Regions from separate parts of the Homo sapiens genome. Here region 1 is linked to region 2. The links are chromatin loops, found by intact Hi-C in ENCODE. Cell type or tissue: endothelial cell of umbilical vein. All regions are shown on one strand.

Region 1 (8,000 bases), 140 kb after region 2:
CCTCATGGGGCCTCACCCTTGCCTCTCTGTTATCTCTCTGACCTATAATGCATTCCCTTCCATCTCTTTGAATCAGCCATGCTGGCTTCTTTGCTGTTCATTAAATGCGCCAGGCAGTCTCCTGCCACTGGGCCTTTGCACAGGCTGTTCTCTCTGCCAGTGATACTCTTCCCTGGATATATACTTACAGTCTCACCTGCCTCAGATATTTGCTCAATTGACACTCCTATTTAAAATTGCAACTGTGCACATGGTCCTCCTCTGCCAGTGCCCCACCCCAGTCTTAAACCTAATCACTCTGCTTTATTTTCATCTTTTCCATAGCATTTACTATGAAGAATATAATATATTGGCTGATGTACTGTTTACTGTCTGTCTCCCTGTGCTAGAATGTAGATTCTGCAAGGGTAGGGATTGGTGTCTGTCTTGGTCATGTCTTTTTTTAAGTCCCTAGAATAGTGCTTAGCATAGGAAGTCACACAATGGGTGTTGAACTGAATTGAATAAAATGAGCTTCCAGGAAAAGAACCAGAATTGATAACATTGTACCTATATGAAATAAGAACTTGACTTAAAAGAACTTGATAGAGAATTACTGTCTACTGACTGATTAAATCACAAAGCAAGAGGGTAGAATACCTGAATACACGGCCTGTTTGTTGGAAAAGAGATGACAACCTGGAATGACCACCTGAAAGAAAATGAAAACATATCTCCTCTCCCTTTTTTTAAAAGATTCTGGCAATATATTTTCAGATGACTCCAGAAGGAGCTTGGAACAGACCACAATAATATGTCCTACAAAGTCATGAAGGAGCTGAGCTTAAAACTTAACCTAAAAAAAAAATCTGTTTCTCTATATCTAGGGTTCATTGTAGTTCTATACAGACACTCTGACCCATAGATGTCTGCCTGTGGCTTGTGCTATTGATGGCTTATCTACGTCCTATTTCATTAAATCAGTCTCAGAAAAGAGCAGCAGTCCCACGGAATGTTTATTTTCACCAGGCTTGGCAATCTTAAGGAAAATCAAGTAGCACAGTGTTCTCAAGGTATAGTCCCCGTCCTGTGGCATTAGCACCACCTAGAAACTTGTGATAATTGCAAGTTCTTGGGATCCACCCCACCCCCAAATTAGAATTTACAAAATCAGAAGAAATTTTAAGGGTAGTACCCAGCCATCTGTGATTTAACAAGTCCTCCAGATGACTCTGATGCCCATTCAGGTTTGAGAGCCATTGAGGAAGCAGAATTGTTCATTTACAAGTTTACAATGACTTTCTTAGCAAGGCAATCTTAGAATACAGACTTCCTCCACTGATTAATGCAATAAATTTGCTCTGTTATCCAACACCCAACAATGACTCAACAGACTTCTCTTTTGCACTAACCTTTGCGAAATACTCTTTCTGGGCATTCTGCCTCAGATTAATGAGAAAGTGGTAGACTGCTCACATATTCCAGAAGCCTGAATTAACTGATTTCATAATGCTCTGAGCTGCTTGGCTCCAGGTTCTTCCTGTTAAGATTTATGAACCCAGACTGTAACACCATTTCTCAACATATCTTCAAGTTGATGATTTCATTTCAATAGTAAAGTTGACCATAATGGAAAGTGAATTAAAGGAAATCAAACAAACAGATATCGAGGGTTGTGTGAATTTGTCAAAAATGACTTACTAATTAAAAATATTAATTCACAAGTAGGTCACCAAGAGCCCCTTTGCTTTGATTATTCATGTAAAGCCCGTTAGTCTGTAAATTATTCACTTAAAAACTAGAACTCCATCTAGTCTATGAAGTCTAAAACAAATATTCCTTAAGGTCAAATTTCCTAGGACTCTCACATTCCCATTAAAGGTAGACAGAGATCCCATTTAACCGATGACAAAACAGAAGCTCAGAGTCTTAGCTAAGGCCACATCATTATGGACAAAGTCACAAGGCTCAGATTTCTTGAATTTTCTTATAGATGTCAATTCAATTGTAATTAATAATGTATTAAGTACCTGCTCTGTGCCAGACCCTGGATTAGGGGATGGGGCTACATAAGTTTCTTTTCTTTTCTTTTTTCTTTTTTTTTTTTTTTGAGACAGAGTCTTGCTCTGTCACCCAGGCTGGAAGGCAGTGGTGCAATCTCAGCTCACTGCAACTCCGCCTCCCAGGTTCAAGCGATTCCCCCGCCTCAGCCTCCTAAGTAGCTGGGATTACAGGCATGCACCACCATGCTGGGCTTTTTTTTTTTTTTTTTAGTAGAAACAGGGTTTCACCATGTTGGTTGGGCTGGTCTTGAACTCCTGACCTCAAGCAATCCACCCACCTTGGCTTCTCAAAGTGCTGGGATTACAGGCGTGAGTCACGGCGCTCGGCATAAATTTCTGACATAGTCCCTGCCTTTAAGGAGTTCAATGCAAGAGACCCTGTCTCCCTGATTATTTAATATCTTTCTTTGGCTGACTTCGAACTCCAGTGAAGTAATGAAAGGAATAGTAATGATTGTTGATTTTTACATTGAAGAAATCTTGTGACAGAAAGAATTTCACCAGGAGGAGAATCAAGGTCCTCACACTGACCACGCACTATTTAATCAAGGCACCAAGATGTCCTATATCTTGGTGTTGAAGAGATTAAAAGTGCCCTATTGTGGGCTATTAATATTTCATACCATAACACAATGTAGAGATACCATGTGAAAAAATGATGAGCTTGTAGAAAAGGCAGTGAGAATTGGAGCTCAAGCTCAGAGAAGAATAAAAGCTAAGTATGAACAAGTCACATTTTACAATTTAAAAATAACATGATGTTCAGATATATTCCCAAAACAAAGACATAGTAGAACTGGTCTGCACTCTTGTTATTCTCTTCATTATATGAGTACAAGGTTGAGTTTGGGAGGTCTACATTTTTCAAAACACTAGCACCACCACTTTAGCAAATGTTCAGGTTAAGGCAATAAACTTGTGTGGCTGGGAACTGGAGACCAAGTTCTGGTCTCCACTGTAAAACTTACTGACTTTATAACCAAAGGTAAGGTTATTTTGGGTGGTGGAAAAGGTGAAAATAAGACAACTGCAGACAGGACTTTTTAAGGAAATTGAAGTTTTCCATAAAGCATTAAAAGCTATAGAAATATAAGGTCATATTTATTCAGTCACCATTTTAAGCACCTATAATATACTCTGAGTAGCACCAAGTCCTGGGGATACCCAAGTGCATATACTGTCATCACGTGGCATCCATGAAGAATTGGTTCCAGGATCCCCTGCCAATACCAAAATCTGCAGATGCTCAAGTCCTTTATATAAAATGTCTAGTATTTGCATGTAACCTATGCACATCCTCCTGTATACTTTAAATCATCTCTAGATTACATATGATATCTAATAAAATGTAAATACTATGTGAATAATTGTTATATTTTATTGTTTAGGGAATTACAAGAAAATAATCTGTAGGTGTGCAGTACAGACACAACAATCCTTTTTTTTTCCAAATGTTTTTGATCCAGAGTTAATTGAATCCCCAGATGTGAAATCCATGGATGTGAAGGACCAATGGTAACAAACCATTGGTGTTTTTTATTCATTACTAGAATAGCTGGGAAACATCCTTAGAACATCAGTCCAAAGTGACTTGAAGTGTAAAAAAATTGGATATAAGAGAGCTTTTAAAGAGAGTTAAGTTTCCTTCATTAGAAAAAAAAAAACTAGGGAAGGTAGGCCTAATAACTTTAAAAAATTCATGGCGTCATTTTAAGAAGAGCTTAGGTCAGCCAGTATGAAAACAAAGAAAAAGAAAAGTTAGCCTCAAGTCATAGAGGAAAAAAAAAAAAAAAGATTTGGAAAGAGATTAGGGAGACTGATTTTTCTGGAACACTAGAGCTAGTTATTGGGGGAAAAAAAACCCCGTGGAATTGCTCTGCTGGAAGCATTTGGAAAGTAATTAGCTAATTCTCTTTCTCAATGTGTTTAAAGATAAGACTAAAAGTGGGTGCTAGAATACTCCTTTTCTTGAAGCTCCGCTTCTAGAACTCTGAATGGCAATGAGGTGGATTAAAAGTCTATTCTCTTCTCCCTCCCTTATTTGGCTGGCATGTCTAATTCCAGAATTGGAAACTCATAGACATTGCTATGAAATGTATCATAGATCATGACTCACTATGAAAAGGACAAGTGTGCAAGTTGCCTTACCAGTGAAAAATCCTCTGCCTGCCCTCTTTCTTCCTGAGACAAGACTTCAGTTCTTTCTCTCTGATTCATATCCTGAGGAAATCAACATGATAAAAAATGGCTGCGTTCAATTAAAAAATGTCTCCAACCCACACTTTAAAAACATAAGCTCTTTTCAATCCAGATATGGATTATCTTCCTGAGAAAGTCTTTTCCTTCAGAAGAATTTTGTGCCATTTAAGATAGGCAAAACAGGCAGAATGCCATTCCTGCAATGAAAGTTACGCATTTAGCCAACAGATTTGCAAAGTGCATCTGCCATGGCAATGGATTTAAAGATGGGAATTAGTAGGAGAAAGAACTATGGTTTATTTGAGCCCACCAGCATCAGGTATTCTAGGTACTCTTCAACAGCAGCAGTTAACATTAATTGAATGCTTGCTAGGTATCAGGTACCATTCTAAGTTTTCCTTGCATTATTTCATTTAATCCAAACAAGTTCATGACATAAATCCTATTATGGATCCTAACTCACAGATGAGGAAAATGAGGCTCATCAGAGGTTAACCAATTTTTTCAATATGAGGTAGCAAGTAGCAGAGAGGGCTTTCAAATCAGAACTGTCTGACATCAGAACTTAAACTTCTAACTATTCCTCATACAGTCTTTTAGGAAAAGGTAGATACAAGATCTCCATTGTGGATATGAGAAAATGGAAACTCAGAGAAGAAGAGTAGCTTGATTAAGAGCACAAAGATTACTGATGTTTTTGGCCTAGGATTTGAGCTCAGGTCAGGAGGACTCCAATGTTCACGTTCCAGTCATATCGATAGAAAACCTAGGAGATGAGTAGATGTCCTGACATTCATTCCACGTAGATTATTTTTAATTCAAATAAGCAAATGCCCACTATGTATAAAACTCTGTACAAGTCTTACTGCATGTAAGACTTTGAAGATAGTATGAAAAAATTAAATATATTGTACCTGCCTCCAATGAACTTTAAATTCTAGTTGACAGAGAAAACACACAGATGAATAAACTAAGATCAGTTGCAAAGTATTGTGACACCATAGGTAAAATAATATCCTACGCATTAAATAGATTCAGAAGAAATGCTGGGAGAAGCAGTGATTAGAGAAGAAAATTGATCAAGAAAAGCTTCCTTGGAGAGGTATAAAATGATATGTATGATGAATAGAGTTGATCCCATTGCCTGACTCCCTGTCTATTTTTGTGGGTAGAAAAAAAAAGATACTTTGGAGAACCTATATGGAGAGAAAATATGATCTTAGCACCTATGGGAAACGTCCTATGAAAGATACGGCTCACAATTACAGAGCCATGGAAAGGTTGAAGGACAGGGAAGGATTTCTCTGTGATTACAGTTAAAACTACTAGTGATTACTCTTTCTCTTGGCTAGTAGTTTTCCATAGGGTCCCATCAAATATAAACTATAATAGTTACAGATCAAATCTACACTCATTCTTTATGAAAAAAAGGCAAACAGCCAGAAGAGAGGGAGAGGAAAAGTTCATTTCAGCATTTTCAAGGGATTTTCCATGAGATCTAGCCAGTAATAGAAGAGAAAAAAATTTTTTCTGAATAAGGAATGGGCTCGAATGCTGATTGCTTATTTCACCTCCCACCTCCCCGGCAAACCCCCAATTTAATAAATAATTGGCTATTAAAAAGAACCTTTGGATGGTAAGCATGTATTCCTCAGTTATAAGATTTATCCAAGCTACGTTCAACTTTTTTTCAGTCTAAAGCATGGACTTCAGCCTTCAAGAGGACTATTTACTGAGACTTCTGTAAGAACATTATCTTCTTATAAACTAGAAGCAAGAAGTATTCAAGGTGTTAATGAGTATTACTAAATAAAACAGTTCTAAAGTCAAATCACTGGGAAAGCAAATGTTTTACTTTATTGTATTATTTTTATTTTACAGCCTTAACTATGCTGATGTACATTTTGAATGTCCAGTGGGGACATATTCAGGATTTCTTAAACTTGTTTGACCTTAGAATACCTCCTTATTTTGTAGAATTTGTATTGATATCTCATAGACTTCATATTCCAAGAAAAGAGTCATGCTCTCTTTCCTTACATAAGTTTTAGAAAGGTAGCTCTTAGAACAGTTAGGTCCAGGTGGATGCAGTAATGGATGGAGAAAGAGGACTACCAACTGGCCATAACTTCAAGCCCATAGCTGGGAGTGATGGGCCTCCACTTTCAGCTTCCTTGAATTCATCATTAAGCAAGAGTGAGTGACAAATCTCTAATGTTTCTTTTGATGCTTTTCAGGGCCACGTTCACAGCCACATGGAAAAGCACTGGCGTCACTCTCCTCTATAATGATCAGCTCAGTGTTGGTATCAGTGGGAACGAGGGAGACAAAGCAGGGGTTTCTTCCCACAAGATGGCCAAGGGCTGTCTAGAACTGATGGAGCACGTGGAGTGAAGGATCATTTACACTGCATGCCTGAACACACTGTGTCAATTACATTTTAGTATTTCACCCATAGTCTTTGAAAAGCACTCAAAAGAGTTCAGATTCTTTTAGTGGGTCGTTCTGTATCTGTTAGATGTTCCTTGCCCTTGCCTACATCTGACCAGAGTATAAGACTAATGAAATCAAACTTCTCTAAAGGCCACTTGTATGAGTGTGACTTTAAAATGCTGCCATTGCTTATGGTCATTTAAAGAGGAGGAAATGGAGACAGTGAAGAGAAAGTTGCACCACTTAGAGTTCTATTTTGAGACAGAAATCCTCAAGTAAAACTTCTGTCTACAGGAATGCAGTTTTCTTAGGAGAGAGTTTACTTCTAAATTAGCACACCTGAACTACTTAATTCCTAACACATCACACGTACCGCTGAATCAGACGGCCTACCCTGAAGGGCTGTTTTTCTGCCCTATCCTAAGAGTCAGAAATGTGTAAAAAGACACAGTCAACTCATTAACACATTTGCATTTTTCAATAGCATTAACCAAGATTTTTATAAAAAGTATATGTATAAATATGTAAAATTAACATATTTTTAATGTAAATATTGTATCATTGCATGTAAGTATACTTATGCTTCTTTTTATATCATCCAAATATCTTTATCAATGAAGAATTCTCTATTTTACAGGTAAACAGTTTTAATGAACAAACTAATGTTTGTGTAGTGCTTTACAGTTTACAAGTCTTATTTTATCTTCAATACAACTCTGAGAGTTGAATCTTAGTGTCTTCATTTCATGATGTAGAAATTAAAGATTGAGAAAATATCACCAGGCTAGTAATTGGCAGAGTGAGACTGAAACCCAGACTTTTTTTTATCTCAGATTTAGCACTGTCATTTCTCAAGGAGTGAGTCAGAACCCACATTTTCTGAGAGATTTCCAGAATAAGTGCATGGTGATCCGTTCTATACTCGTAGTTCATTGTACTGCAAAATTAGTACTTGATTGGAAACTGTCTTATTGTCCAACTACTTCATGTGTCTCTGTCTTATCTATCACACCCAAACATAAGCCTTTTATTATGTTGCTCTTTGGGGCATCCCCTGACTTCCTCATGTGCTGTTCTTACTGCAGAGAATGCTCTCTCCTTTCAGACCCCACACAACAAGGCTCAATCATATTCAACAGGACTCAGGCTAGGGGTGGTGCCTTTCCCTTCTTGGAAACTCTTGCTGGCATTCTCAACCGTCATCCTTGCTCCAGGAAGGAGACTCTCCTATATGCTCCTATAGCATCCAGAGCTGACATCTGTAATGGATTCATCCCACTGTCTTGCACTGCCAGTGTCTATTTATCATGCATTTCCCACATGACC
Region 2 (8,000 bases):
TATAAATATATATCTACATGTATCTATCTATATACACACCCAAAAGAACTATATATAAAAATATGTAATATATATATTACAGATATAAAAGCATGTACATTTCTCAAGTTAATATTACACATAAAATGATAACACGGGAAATTTCTTTTTCTTACCAAATATTTGAATATAAAGCAAAAAAGACATGATGAAAATTCTCCAGTGCCTAGAATTGAATAGGTGAATAGGACATACTATAATCCTTTTATACCTTTTCATGCTATGAACATAGCTTCTGTGAAGGTTACTAGGTATTTAACATTAGCTGTATTTTTTTAGTATCATGCATTGTAGGAGATTTGGAAAATTCCTAGAGAGTTCAGGCATCCTCATAAGCCACATATCACAACTACAAATATATTAAAGTGCATTTTGTGAATAATAATTCAAATACCATAAAGATGTGTCTTCCATGCAGTTGAAAAAAGGCATGAAATGCAAAATATGCAGTCAACGAATTAAAGTTGATTGAACATGTTATTTCAATTTATGCAATCCAATCAATATTGAATTGAGATTTATTCCTTTAGCTATCATTTGTATAGCTCTAGTGAATTGTTGAACAAGAACCCAAAATTGTTTAGATAGAAATCCTATCAATGAAGAAGTTCACATTGCAATTAGTTCAAATATAATCTGTGGAATGCCAATTATGAGTTAGCCAGTATTCTAGGTACAGAGGAGTCAAAGATTAAAAAGGCATGTCTCCTACTGTACTCATAGTCCAGTAAGAAAGAGACAACTGCAGACAAAGGTCCCCGTGCAAAGTGTGATGGTAACTTTCATGAGGTGCCCTATTGGAGTGTGGTGGAAGAAACAACTAATTTAGTATAGAGAAGTCAGCAATGACTTCCCCAAAGGAGTTTATATTTGAGCATGGTTTTAAAAATGGATGCAAAGATTAGAAGTTTATCAGACAGACAAATTGGAAGAAAAATATTAGGTAGAATGCAAAGAAGCCAAGGCATGCTTGAAAACATGAAAAAGCATCACGGGCTCTTAAATTGGTGCATAGTCTGTATGATTGGATTGTCGAGTTTATAAAGTGAAGAGAAGCTGCAGATGAGGCTGGGACGACAGGCGTGATTAAAGCATCCAAACTGTACTCTTGTAAGTAACCAGGAACCAAGTAAGATCTTAACAGATCAGAGTGATTTGAATTAGATGTTCTATTTTGTGTCTAGATACAGTGAGGTGTCCATACTAATCAACCCTTTGAATAATTATTCAGATCTGGTTGTATTGGTCTAAATAATTTAGCCAGTTGCATTTTTCTTTCTCAGTGCTCAGTTGTTTGGCACTGCATATGCCAGCCATGCAGATGACGGGCTGAAAGGTTTGGTTTACGTGCAGATGTTTTCAATGTTGTGTAGACAATCACAAACACTGAAAGAAAAAATATTCCAAGGGGGTGAAAGTCCCTTTACCATGCTTTCCAAATACATCATCATTGATGGTATCACTAATAGCAATTCAGCTTTGTTTAAACACAGTTATTAATATCAGATGACCATCTGTTTTCCGCTACAGTATATATATCATACAAACCTTTCCATGGAGCCTATGGACTGTTCTCTATTGCATAGACAAATAAAGCTCAATAAATAACCATAAAAATAAAAACATATTGATGCAGTTGTACATTCTCTTCTTGATTAATTCTGTGTGTGTATATACCCAAGGTCTAGACATACACAATCTGGCTTTCTCTGTGAAAAAATAAATCAATAAGTGCTTTTCCCCCTTCACTAATCCTATCCTGAATTGCCTGTCAACTTCCACTTACACTCACATAAAAAAATGATGTTTCATTTTGCTTTCGAATGATATACAGAGTCTCCTTTTTCCTTATTTTTATTTGGGGTTTATTTGTCCTTGAATTGTATGGCTGCACTTGATGTCATGATTTAAATGTGGTCTAAGGCAAGATCTTTCACTCAACAGCCCATAGGAATTCGAAAATAATGAGAATGGAATTTTCTAGTAAACAAATGCTGACAAACATGCCACTTAGATGTAATAAGCACAGAAAAATCACATTCGTTGGCTACGAGGGAGAGAGCTCGGGAAACAGAAGAAAATTTGTCCATGTTCATTTAAAAAATAATGTGACTCCACCATGAATTTTTCAAGATCTGAGCATGAAGAGGCCTGTACGTTCGTTTAATTAACACATTTAAAGGATGAAGTGACAAATAGAAGGATTTTCAGAGGAAAACAATCAAGAAAGTGGAGGTATTAGAAGCTATATTTTATGAGGAGAAGTAGAAAGATCCAGGAAGCTTTCACCTAGAGAGAATCATCAATCACGGAAATCTCCACAGATGGGTCCCCAAACTCACTAAGTTATGTGGGATAAAAGGATTTCACTTACTGTGCATATCTTTAAAAGGAAGCATGGCTGGAAGAAACAGAGATAAATATTGCTCCAATACAAGGAGAAACCTTCGAACACTCAGAGCCATCCGTATAATGGGTAAGCTGAGGAAGCAAAGGGTTTTGTATATACAGAAGTGTTCAAGCAGATGTTGGAGCACCATGAAGCAGGAATGCAGTAATTCAAGAATTAGAAGGGTTCTTAGGTTTCTAGAGATCCCAAGTTGTAATTCGAACTCATCTCAATCTACTGATTTTCCTTGGGTTCAGCCTATTATGAACTACAGTGCTTTCTCTCCTGCTATGGTTGAATGTTTGTGTCCCCTCCAAAATTCTTATGTTGGAACTTAAGCCCTAAGGTGATATTATTAAGAAGTGGGACCTTCAGGAGGTAATTAGGTCATGAGAGCTCTGTCTTCATGAATGGGATTAACAACTTTATGAAAAGGCTAGAGGAAATTAGCTAGGCTCTTTTTTCCTTTCTATCCCTTCTGCCTTGTGAAGAAACGGTGTTTGTCCTCTACAAAGGATGCAGCGTTCAAGGCAGCAGGACCTCACCAGACAGCAAACCTGTGGTGCCTGATCTTGGACTTCCTAGTCTGCAGAACTGTGAGAAACAAATTTCTGTTAATTACCTTCTCTCAGGCATTTTTTGACAGCATCTCAAGCAAACTAAGATGTCTCTTCAGCATCAGTCTGACTGCTGCCGCTCCTGATTTCGTCAAGCCTGAGTCAGACCTCAGTTCTGGACATCACAGTTATTTTAAAGTAACAGCCTTTTCCTAGATGATGATATTTGGTTGTTTTTGTTTTGATTTGTTTTTTTTCAGTCATAGCTAGTAATCTCACATCGACTTCTGACTGATGCTCTCATTTGAAGATTTGACTTTAGCATTCTTAATCTTGAACTCTATCATAGAGAGAAACAAAAAGAAAGACCTCAACCCTTCCTTGTACAGGGTCATTTCAGAACATTAAAAGATTTGAAACTCCGTCTCTACTAAAAATACAAAAATTAGCTGGGTGTGGTGGGGCTAGCCTATAATCCCAGCTACTCGGGAGGCTGAGGCACGAGAATGGCTTGAACCTGGGAAGCAGAGATTGCAGTGAGCTGAGATTGCGCCACTGCACTCCAGCCTGGGCGACAGAGTGAGACTCAGTTTCAAAAAAAAAATTAAAAAAAATCACACACACACCAAAAAAAAATCACAAAAAAAAAACTCCTTTTTTTTTTTTTTAAAAAAAAGATTGGCATCAAAAAGAGTTATAGAGATGAATGGTGGTGATGTTTGCACATTATGAATGTATTTAGAACAACTGAATTGTACATTTAAAAATGGTTAAGGTAATAAATTTTATGTTATGTGTATTTTACAATTCAAAAATTAGAAGAGGAAATAAAAGGTATAGTATGGGATTTTCGCATAGGCAATAATGCAGTTTATGATTTGAATTGGTCCATTCTTACTACTTTTCAAAGTGACCACTATTTTACTTGAGTGTTTTTCTTTCTAAAATCCTTGGGTCATTTTTACACATTTTAGTCTCATGCCATAAATCTGAAGCCAACCAAGACTGTATAGAGAATTGGGGAAACCTTCAAAGTTCTGGTGTCGCTCATTGATCTCTTGGGTAATTCAGTCCATTAACTAGTGGCTCATGTCATCTATAGACTATTACTCCCCTCAAGGCTCCTAGATTATTAACCAATACTGGAAAAAGGTTTTGGGGCCAGCTTACATGCCTCTCTGACTTGTCTGCTTTGGAATTTCCCTGTAAGTCCCTAGATTTTAGTACATGAGTTATCTCCCAAAAACAAACTTCCTTGTCAAGAAAAGGAAGCTTAAACAGGCGTCAAACGCATTCATGACACTCAGCAGTTTGATGAATGGAGAGTAAATGAATCATAGGCTTATGAATTACATGACTTTCTATGTACTCACATGTCTCAACAGGAAGGGGTGACAAGTTGGAAGCTTCATTCTTGATTCTTGAAAACCAAACTTATCTGAACATGCCATCTGAGCCCGTTTAAGGTTAACATGTCCTTGTTTCTAATGCTGACTGCTACCTTTTGTGGCCTTTAATTACTAAAATCTTTACAAATTTCTAGGAAATTCACATTGGGGCTGATGGGGGTGAAAAATAAATGACTTCTGAACGTCCTTTCAAGTCAAACAATCTATTATTCTTTTTTTTTTACTTAGGTAAGCCATACTGATTCCATAGAACAAGTCTGCTAGATCATAGCCTTACTACATGCAAGGGGAAAGCTCATTACCTGTTGGTAAAAGAAAAAGAAATCAAGCAAAGAGTTCTTTTTCTTTTTCTATTTTTTTTCTTTTCTTTTCTTTTTTTTTTTTTTTTTTTTGAGATGGAGTTTCACTCTTGTTGCCCTGACTGGAGTGCAATGGCGTGATCTTGGCTCACTGCAACCTCTATCTCCCGGGTTCAAGTGATTCTCCTGCCTCAACCTCCCGAGTAGCTGGGATTACAGATGGCCACCACCACGCCCCACTAATTTTTTGTATTTTTAGTAAAGACAGGGTTTCACTATGTTGGCCTGGTTGGTCTCGAACTCCCGACCTCAGACAATCCACCCACCTCGGCCTCCCAAAATGCTGGGATTACAGGTGTGAACCACCACACCTGGCCAAAGAGTTATTTTTCTTTGGAGACCTGGACAATACTGATTCTCTTAGCATGCATTTATTGAAGAACTAATGTGCGCCAAGCACTCAAGCTACAGCCTTTCCTCTAAAGGAGCTCCCAGTGTGGTGGGAAAGGGCCACAAGGGAGCAGGTAATGTTAACACACTATGAGAAACTAAGACAGGAATATGCACAGTGTACTCTGGGAACACAGGGGAGGGGACTCTAACCCCAAGGAGGGGTGGAAGAAGGCTGGGAAGCACTCCTAGTGGCATTGATGCTCAGGTCAAAGATGGAAGGATAAGTAAGACAGGAAGAGAAGAAGGGTGGAGATGCTGGGAGTTTGGAGAGAGTTTAGTGTGAATGTCACTTGGGGTTTCAGTTTCCAGTTGGGAATTCGGTGGGCAAGCCAAGGCTGGCAAACCAGGCCGGGGCTGGCTCATGAAAGGCCTTGGATGCCAGGTTAAGAACAGCAGATTAGGTACTGGCTTTAGTTCACATTTGGTTTCTGCTGTTATTGCTGTATCTGAGCTTGAATGCTGTTAGCATCTGGTTTAGCCACATGTCCTCAAAGAGCGTGTTTTCCTTTCACCTGCGTGTTTCTCTTAAAAATAATTTATCCTACAGGAAATAGGAGGAGGAGAGGGAGTAGGTGGGGATTTACTACTTAGTCTTAAGCCCTGGTAGAAACATTTTGACTTTTTATTCCACAGTTCTCGTTCAACGTTGGTTCAGCCCTCTGCATTCCTGGGCCTCGGTTTCTCATCTGGCAATTGAGATCACTGTGCTCTGTCTCAGACGTGCTGTGCGTCATTTGGAGAAAAGTTGTTATTTGACTACAAATGCTCTCAAGTTCCTAATCAGATTGTATGAATAATTCACAGACAACATCATCCAGGGATAAATTATATTTGGAACTTTTATGTTGACCATTTCTCAAGCCAGACTGCTGTGATTCATAACAACCTTTGGTGACGTTTTCTAAGAGGTAAAGAAAAGTAAACACAAAGAGTTCTTTTTAAAGATGAGGAAAGAATTAAGGAATAAAACAGTATCGGGGAACTGGAGAGACAGACCAAAAATACAGTGGGGGATTTTATATGTTTAAGAGTCATTAATACAAACAAAAAAAAGTCCAAATTATAGATACAGAGCAAGACTTTTTTAACACCTCCCACCCCAGTCCCTGGTTACCATCATTTCTATTCTCTGCATCTATGATTTCAACTCTTCTAGGTTCCATATATAAATGAGCACATGTGGTGTTTGTCTTTCTGTGGCTGGATTATTTCACTTAGCATTATGCTCTCCAGGTTCATTCACATTGTTACAAATGACCGAATTTCCTTATTTTTAAAGGTTGAATAGTATTCCGTTGTGTATATGTACCGCATTTTCTTTATCCATTCATCCATTAATGGATACTTAAGTTGATGCCATAGCCTGGCTACAGTGAATAATGCTGCAATAAACATGTGAGTGTAGCTATCTCTTTGACTTACTGATTTCACTTCCTTTGGATATATATCCAAAAGCAAAAATGCTGGATCATAGGGTAGTTTTATGTTTAATTTTCTGAGGAATCTCCATATTGTTTTCCACAATGGCTGTACTAATTTGCATTCCCACCAAGAGGAAGGCTTTTATTTGGGATCTGATACCATTAAGTTTTATTTTGTTTTATTTTATTTTATTTTATTTTATTTTATTTTATTTTATTTTATTTTATTTTATTTTAATTTTTGAGACGGAGTCTCGCTCTGTCACCCAGGCTGGAGTGCAGTGGTGCAATCTCGGCTCACTGCAAGCTCCGCCTCCCGGGTTCACGCCATTCTCCTGCCTCAGCCTCCCGAGTAGCTGGGACTACAGGCGCCGCCACCATGCCAGGCTAATTTTTCGTATTTTTTAGTAGAGACGGGGTTTCACCGTGTTAGCCAGGATGGTCTCGATCTCTGGACCTTGTGATCTGCCCGCCTCGGCCTCCCAAAGTGCTGGGATTACAAGCGTGAGCCACTGCGCCCGGCCCCATTAAATTTTAAACATTAAGCTGTGACAGATTTAGTAACATGGACAAGGACCCGTAGCTTGTGCATGACTGAGCAGGGATTCGTAACTAAGTCTTTCTGGCTTCAGAGGTCTTCAAAATTCTGCCTTGGTGCCTCTACTCATTGCCTCAGTGATTGATTCTCAAATAAGGACACGGTTTGGGATAAGGGTACAAAGACTTTGCCATACATGGGATTTTGTAAACGGTATCTGGGAAGTGAAGTCAGTAATTCTGGGGAAATCACAACTTTCCCAGGCCTTTCCACGGGGCATGAAAGCCACTACTTTAGTAAGATGTCCTGAGCATTGGTCTCCTGGTAAATCCATCTCAGCCCTGCAGTCACTTCCCATGGGCCCTAAGTACTGCAGGAAAAATCTGACTCATAGCAGCACTTCTTGTAACACATTCTGGCTTTGTGATTAAATTTTCCTTCTTTATTTTTTGAGTGTAGAAGCAGATAAAGAAGAGAAGAGATGAGTCTTATTCAGCTGATGTTTAAGAGAAGGTCCAATTATACCTCAAAAGAAGCACTTGCATAATAAAAAAGATTATTCCCATTTTACAGAAAACCTGAAGAAGTCATATCAAGGACTTGTTTAACTATTTAGTAAGAGCTGTTATCAGAGCAAAAACAAAAATAGAAGGGCTGTTTAGATGGTGAGGAAAATTGTGCACATACAAAAGCCTAAGGGTTCTTTTCTTCTCTTATTTATTTATTTATTTTATTTATTTTTTTTCGAGATGGGGTCTCGCTCTGTCACCCAGGCTGGAGTGCAGTGGCATGATCTTGGTTCACTGCAACTTCTGCCTCAGGGTTCAAGCAATTCTCCTGTCTCAGCCTCCTGAGTAGCTGGGATTACAGGTGCCTGCCAGCACGCTTGGCTAAT

What was found. A loop is a pair of places that touch in the nucleus more often than their neighbours do. Peaks named below come from ENCODE experiments on the same cell type or tissue, not always from the same donor. Only the 100,000 strongest peaks of a DNase experiment are listed, where the experiment ranks them.
Region 1: a loop joins it to region 2, with 3 times the contacts of the local background. A loop is called at or near these places in 5 of 110 quality-filtered maps.

The regions. Positions count from the first base shown.
Region 1 is chr11:122,185,264-122,193,263 of GRCh38, forward strand. The region is part of intron 2 of MIR100HG (mir-100-let-7a-2-mir-125b-1 cluster host gene); the gene reads right to left. Among named protein-coding and RNA genes, the nearest start is that of MIR100, 37 kb to the left of the region's middle. In endothelial cell of umbilical vein, no CTCF peak of the experiment used is centred here; DNase peaks (open chromatin) are centred at 1,388 and 4,178; H3K27ac peaks cover 5,384 bases.
Region 2 is chr11:122,041,136-122,049,135 of GRCh38, forward strand. It overlaps a transcript of MIR100HG not described here. Among named protein-coding and RNA genes, the nearest start is that of MIR125B1, 55 kb to the right of the region's middle. In endothelial cell of umbilical vein, no CTCF peak of the experiment used is centred here; a DNase peak (open chromatin) is centred at 4,306; H3K27ac peaks cover 2,438 bases.